2 separate regions of the Homo sapiens genome follow, and region 2 is linked to region 1. Evidence: chromatin contacts called from ENCODE Hi-C or POLR2A ChIA-PET data. All regions are on one chromosome and are shown on one strand. Each heading gives the region's core, a stretch centred on a gene start or an enhancer-like site at or near the end of the contact. The rest is flanking DNA. Distances are from core to core; before and after follow the strand shown.

The links. Hi-C counts contacts between places; a loop is a spot of excess contacts on that map. ChIA-PET counts read pairs that join two places held with the same protein, here RNA polymerase II (POLR2A). Pooled maps may share reads with other maps.
Region 2: a map of PC-9 shows a loop between it and region 1 (4-fold over the local background). The contact joins two enhancer-like sites. A Hi-C loop is called at or near these places in 1 of 168 maps with a recorded cell type or tissue (PC-9), 2 of 37 single-sample maps with no recorded cell type and 3 of 50 pooled maps. POLR2A ChIA-PET finds 5 or more read pairs at or near these places in 3 of 52 experiments (A673, Caco-2 and activated B cell).

The regions. Positions count from the first base shown.
Region 1 is chr3:72,590,478-72,593,926 of GRCh38, forward strand. All of the region lies in intron 10 of LOC105377161 (a long non-coding RNA gene), which reads right to left. Among named protein-coding and RNA genes, the nearest start is that of RYBP, 150 kb to the left of the region's middle. RefSeq lists an enhancer at 83-910. Within about 2 kb of position 1,279, at least 12 of the 41 ENCODE cell types and tissues checked have a DNase peak (open chromatin) inside an H3K27ac peak, as active enhancers do; they include PC-9, where a contact is called at or near this core.
Region 2 is chr3:72,722,196-72,725,262 of GRCh38, forward strand. No RefSeq gene overlaps it. Among named protein-coding and RNA genes, the nearest start is that of SHQ1, 120 kb to the right of the region's middle. Within about 2 kb of position 1,301, at least 6 of the 41 ENCODE cell types and tissues checked have a DNase peak (open chromatin) inside an H3K27ac peak, as active enhancers do; they include PC-9, where a contact is called at or near this core.

The sequences.
Region 1 (3,449 bases), core at 29-2,528:
GGCGTGAGCCACCATGCCAAGCCAATAACAAGCTTTTAAATGTGCCTCCCTTCTCCATGATAGCAGGTGCGATCACCTAGTTTCTGAATACATTCATGAGTGTCTCGACCCCTTTTTACCTTATCACCTCTTGGACTTGTTTGAAAAGAGGAAAACAGGCCCACAGTCAACGACGGCTTCCTGTCATGAAGCTGAGGCCAGAACTGGAGTTGCTACTCTTGGTCTTCAGCAAAAATTCAAATGCCCATGCAATCCTTTTTTTCCCCTCCATGAAATTCCCCTAACTCGGTTAAAGAAAAAAAGTCAGTCAATTTACATGGTAACAGAAAAGGACAGGGCCTGGTATAAAATATTCCCCCATCTGCACCGGAGGGCACGGCCTACACGCTTCAAGAGCACAGCGGAGGCCCCGGGGATTTGTTTTTCTTTCCCTGACCCGGGGACTCTGATCTCTCACTTAACCTCTGACCTCTTCAATTCAGATAACAGGGAACTGGCAGCTGGGTTGGGGGCAGCTCTGAATGCCACTGGACTCCGCCTGGGTTCATTCTGGCCATGGAGACAGAACAAAGGGAGGTGGCCCTTCCCCGTGAAGCACCCCAGGGCGGCAGGCAGTCCTGTGGGGGCCCCTGCTCAGGTGCCCACCCCGGGGAGCATAGAGGGTTACCTCATTACAGCTAATGCCATTTAGAGCCTACTTTGTGCGGACAGGAAAAAAAATTAAAGCAACATCAATACCTTGATTTGACTCCATTTAAAAACTTCAGACTGAAATAGGCCTCAGCAAAGATCCATGCCCCTCCCTGCAGAGAGGCCTTTTTCCTCCCTACCTTAGGCCTCATTTAAAACAGGGCTATAGTCTGCATTTTAACAGCAGCTATTTAGAGGTGGGTATGAGCCACTTGTTTGAAATTGAATCAGCCATTTTTATTAAGCCATATATTTTCATTCTTGCCGGTGACGCTGGGAGACGATTTTCCAGCCTCTCTGTTTTGCTTTCCAGTGTATTTTCATTGGGAGGAGAGCTGCAAATCCAGGCCCTGCAACCTCCAATTACCCTGCTCCAACCCCATGCTGCTGGGTTGGACCCAACTCTTCACAGCAACCTCAGAAACAATGAATTTTAACCCCCGCACCCGCAACACCAAAACAAATTCCTTCCTAAATAAGGAGCCCGTTGGCTCCTTCCTAGCTGAATTCCCAGCCCCCATCTCCCAACTCCAGTTTCCAGTTTTGTGGCTGCCGCTGCTCCTGCTTGCTGGTGACTTGGCAGCTCAGCAGTGACCACCCACGGTCGTGCCCCAGGGCTGGATGACTACTTAATCTCTGCTAGGAGTTTGGCAAGAGGCTATTCACTGCCTTTAGACAATTAGACATCTCGAGGGACAGACATTTTTTTGGAGCCTCTAGTTCCCAGCTGCATGTGGGTGGGCCTTTTATTCATTCATTCATTCATTCACTGATACATTCATTCACTCACTTATTTATTCTTTCGTTTATTCATTGATTGCTTTGGAACAGCACCTGACACAGAAGGATGACAGCATGTCAGTAGCTGTCATTCATATCCACAGCCAACATTTATCAGGGACCTCCTACTATGTACCAGGAACTGAAGATGAAATAAATAAAACCCAGCCTCTGCCTTCGTGAGATCATACTATCAGAATGTGGTTTTGCACATTGGGATCACTCGGGGAGCTTTTAAGAAAAGCCTATACTAGGCCCCACCCGCAGAGATTCCGATGTGATTAGTCCATGGTGGGGCCAAGGTATCTGCATTTTGTAAAGGCTTCCACATGTTTCTAACGTGCAACCAGGGCTGAAAGCCACGGCTCAAGAAGGAAGGGCAGATAAGGAGACAGCTCTGCCCCAGGGTGAGGAGGGCAAGAGTAAAGTTCTGTGGATGCAAGGAGAGATGGACTCTAACCCTGCCTGAGGTCAGGAAGGCTTTCTAGAGGAAGGAGGCCTGAAGACAGAAGTCAGCATGGGATGGGCCAAGGTACTGGGAAAGGAGAAAGGGGGAGAAGATTCCAGGAGATGGGAACAGCACAGCAATGGCCTGGGTTGAAGGCAAGCATTGCACGTAGGACAATTTCCGATGATTGCATATGGCTGGAGTTGTGTGTGAGAGAAGGGAGCAGGGGATGGAGGAGACAGCTGGCCGAGCAACCCTGCTAAGGGACTAACAGGGTGTTTTGTCATCCATGTAAGGGGTTCAAACACTGCCTAAAAGCAATAGGGAGCAGAGGAGGGAAATGATTAATTTTGCATTTTATTTTATTATTTTTAAATTAATTTACTTATGTATTTTTGAGACGGAGACTCGCTCTGTCACCCAGGCTGGAGTGCAGTGGTATGATCTCGGCTCACTGCAACTTCCGCCTCCTGGGTTCAAGCGATTCTTGTGCCTCAGCCTCTCGAGTAGTTGGGATGACAGGTGCATGCCACCACACCCAGCTAATTTTTTTTGTATTTTTAGTAGAGACGGGGTCTCCCTAGGTTGCCCAGGTTGGTCTCAAACTCCTGGCTCAAGTGATGCACCCGCCTCAGCCTCCCAAAGTGCTGGAATTACAGGCATGAGCCACCACGCCCAGCCAATTTTGCATTTTAGAAAACTCCTGGCCGGGCGCAATGGCTCACGCCTGTAATCCCAGCACTCTGGGAGGCCGAGGCAGGCAGATCACGAGGTCAGGAGATCAGGACCATGCTGGCTAACATGGTGAAACCCCGTCTCTACTAAAAAAAATACAAAGAAATTAGCCAGGCGTGGTGGTGGGTGCCTGTAGTCCCAGCTACTCAGGAGGCTGAGGCAAGAGAAGGGCGTGAACCTGGGAGGCGGAGCTTGCAGTGAGCCGAGATCATGGTGCCATTGCACTCCATCCTGGGCAAAAGAGCGAAACTCTGTCTCAAAAAAAAAAAAAAAGAAAAGAAAACTCCTTCAGCTGTAGAATGGACTAGAGCGCAGCCAGACAGGAAGCCAGGTGAGAAATGACAATGACTGGACGCAGGGATGTATCAGTTTAACTTAGGCTGGGCTCCCCTACACCTTGAGATAGTCTAGAAAAGGAGTCAGAATTGTCCCACCTAAGGAATGAAGAAACTGGTGTATTTGCCCACAGACCCCTGTCTGGTGTTGGTCCAGGGCCTCTCCTGGAGGCATCAATGCCCCAGCATCCTGGCCTGCCCACCCCACTCCCACAGGCATGCTCCTGGCCAAAGCAAGCTCCCTGGCAGAGAATGACAGGCACCTACAAGGACACCATCCCTGGCTGTGGGAACAGTGGTGCCCAGGGCACATGTACAAGGCTGCAGCAGAGGCTGTGACTAGGTCTTTACCCAGTGATGGAGGGCATGAGAGACTGAGGCCAGGAAGAGGCTGGTGAGTGTGGTGAGATTGACAGGTGCAGATGGAAATGAGGAGGCAAGGGTTGCCATCAAAAGGAGGA
Region 2 (3,067 bases), core at 51-2,550, 130 kb after region 1:
GAAGGGAGAAAGGAGAAGGGAGGGAAGGAGGGAGGGAGGAAGAAAGAGAGAGGAAGGGAGGAAGGGAGGAAGGGAGGGAGGGTGCTGTCACCCATGCCACCTGTAATCCCAGCACTTTGGGAGGCCAAAACGGGAGGATTGCTTGAGCTCCGGAGTTCAAGACTGGCTTGGTCAACATAGGGAGAGGCCTCATCTCTACTAAAGATTTTTTTAAAAATTTGGCCGGGCGTGGTGGCTCACACCTGTAATCTCAGTACTTTGGGAGGCCGAGGTGGGCGGATCACGAGGTCAAGAGATCGAGACCATCCTGGCCAACATGGTGAAACCCCGTCTCTACTAAAAAATACAAAAAATTAGCCAAGCATGGTGGCATGTGCCTGTATTCCCAGCTACTCAGGAGGCTGAGGCAGGGGAATCTCTTGAACCCGGGAGGCAGAGGTTGCAGTGAGCTGGGATCGCACCACTGCACTCTAGCCTGGCAACAGAGGGAGACTCTGTCTCAAAAAATATATATATATATATTAGCCAGGCATGGTGGCACATGCCTGTTGCCCCAGCTACTCATGAGGTTAAGGTGGGAGGATCGCTTAAGCCTGGGAGGTCCAGGCTGCAGTGGGCTGTGATCATGCACTGCACCCCAGAGTGAGATCCTGTCTGGAAAAAAAAAATAGAAAAAGAAAAAGAAGGAAAGGAGTAAGAGGTGTGGCATTCTTGGCTCTACAGGACACAGAATTTCTGCACTTGGGGCTCTCACTGTGCCCAGTTCTGGCCAAGAGCCTGGCAGAGCCATCTGTGTTCCAGGAAGCTCATATGAACACAGGCTACCCAGTCCTTGCAACGCCAGAGGGGTGGGGCCTGCACGCCCATGGCCGAGGGCTACATTCACCCTCACCACGTTTTGTTTGGCTCTTGGAATTTAAATTCATTGTCAACAGTCATGTTTTAATAGTCCAGACTTTCCAGTTCCTGGTAGAATATCATTAGGCCCAAGAGGCACCACTTGGCTACCACCAAGGAGCAGCTATTTCTCAAGTTCCCCCTGCTGACAGAGATGGATTGTCAGCTGCCCTTTATCCTGATGTTTTCCTCACACCCAACCCACTCCACACCCCTCTCCCCAGTCCTGTAGGTAAACCCTGAGTTTTTTACCACGGCACTGAGGTCTCCAAGAGCCAATGAGGTCATCGAAAGAAAACATAATGAGCATGACTTTGGTTCCCCCTCAAACACACCCTGCCTACCCTTGCACTGAAATTTAATAATGTCCCCTCTACTTTCAGAATTCACCAGGAGGGACTCCCCACACATTGTGAAAAACTTAATCATCTCAGAAATCTAAATTCAACTGTTGCTGAATGAGTCATTTATTGTATTTCTTAGTCCCCTTCCACATAGAAACCTAAAGAATGTCCTCTCAGCTTTCATGGAAGAAAATGCTTCTCTCTCCTCGTGATCTGCTGTGCCTTATTTTATTAGCCAATCAGAACTCAGATGCTTATTCGTTGTTTTCTTTCTTTCCTTTTTTTTCTTTTTTTTAAAGCTTTGGCTACCACAAAGCTCAGAGCTAAATTCTGAGCTTGCTTCTAGGTACATTCATTCTTTAGTTTCTGGTTTTCTGGCAACTTAGATCCTTTGTTTACTCTTCCCTCATTCCCCTCTTTGAGAATTATTTCTCCCTGCCCAGAGCCCCATCCTTACTTTTTTTTTTTTTTTTTTTTTGAGACAACATCTCACTCCGTCACACAGGCTGGAGTGCAGTGGCATGATCTCGGCTCTCTGCAAGCTTCGCCTCCTGGGTTCAAGTGATTCTCCTGCCTCAGCCTCCCGAGTAGCTGGGACTACAGGCGCCTGCCACCACACTCGGCTAATTTTTATATTTTTATTAGAGAAGGGGTTTCACCACGTTGGCCAGGCTGGTCTCGAACTCCTGATCTCACGTGATCCGCCCACCTCGGACTCCCAAAGTGCTGGCATTGAAGGCCTGAGCCACCGTGCCCAGCCCCCATCCTTACTTAAGAACAACTAGGAGGTGGAGTGTGACTCAATTCCACCCTGGCCATAGCTGATTGGTCCAGGAGTGGACTCCTGGCTCAAGCCAGTTCCTGAGTCCTTACCTGAGGCGTGTTGGCACTGAGAGATGAGTCACCCTTGAGATGCCAGACTACAGAAGTCAATTTCACAAATTTCAGGAGTAGTCGGCAGCTGTGTTCCACAACATGGACTGGGTCACAAACAGTATAAAGAAAACCGGCAATGGGGATGGAGAAATCGCCCTCCCAGTTTCAAGCCCAGCTCTGTTCCTCCCCCTGGCTTCCCTGAGACACTGTTGCTGTTCTTTAATATATCCCTCCTTTTGTTTAAGCTACCTTGAGTTGGGTTTCTAAACTTGTTTTTTTTTTTGAGACGGCGTCTCACTCTGTTGCCCAGGCTGGAGTGCAGTGGCGCGATCTCGGCTCACTGCAAGCTCCGCCTCCCGGGTTCACGCCATTCTCCTGCCTCAGCCTCCCGAGTAGCTGGGACTACAGGCGCTTACCACCATGCCCAGCTAATTTTTTTTGTATTTTTAGTAGAGACAGGGTTTCACCTTGTTAGCCAGGATGGTTTCGGTCTCCTGACCTCGTGATCCGCCCGCCTTGGCCTCCCAAAGTGCTGGGATTACAGGCGTGAGCCACCGCACCCAGCTGGGTTTCTAAACTTTTTAACTGGTAACGGAAACTATGTTGTTTGCTGTTTGAAGTCCTCAAAAAACCGGGTGCGGTGGCTCACGCCTGTAATCCCAGCATGGTGGGAGGCCAAGGTGGGCGGATTGCTTGACTTCAGGAGTTCAAGACCAGCCTGGGCAACATAGCAAAAAGCCATCTCTACAAAAAATACAAAAATTGGCAGAGCAAGATGGCATGCACCTGTGTTCTCAGTTACTCAGGAGGCTAAGGTGGAAGGATTAGTTGCACCCAGGGAGGTCGAGGCGGTAGTGAGCCGTGATGGTACCACTGCCCTCTAGCCTGGTGGCAGAGCAAGACCTCTGTCTCAAGTAAATACATAAATAAATCCTCAAAAATAAAAATTG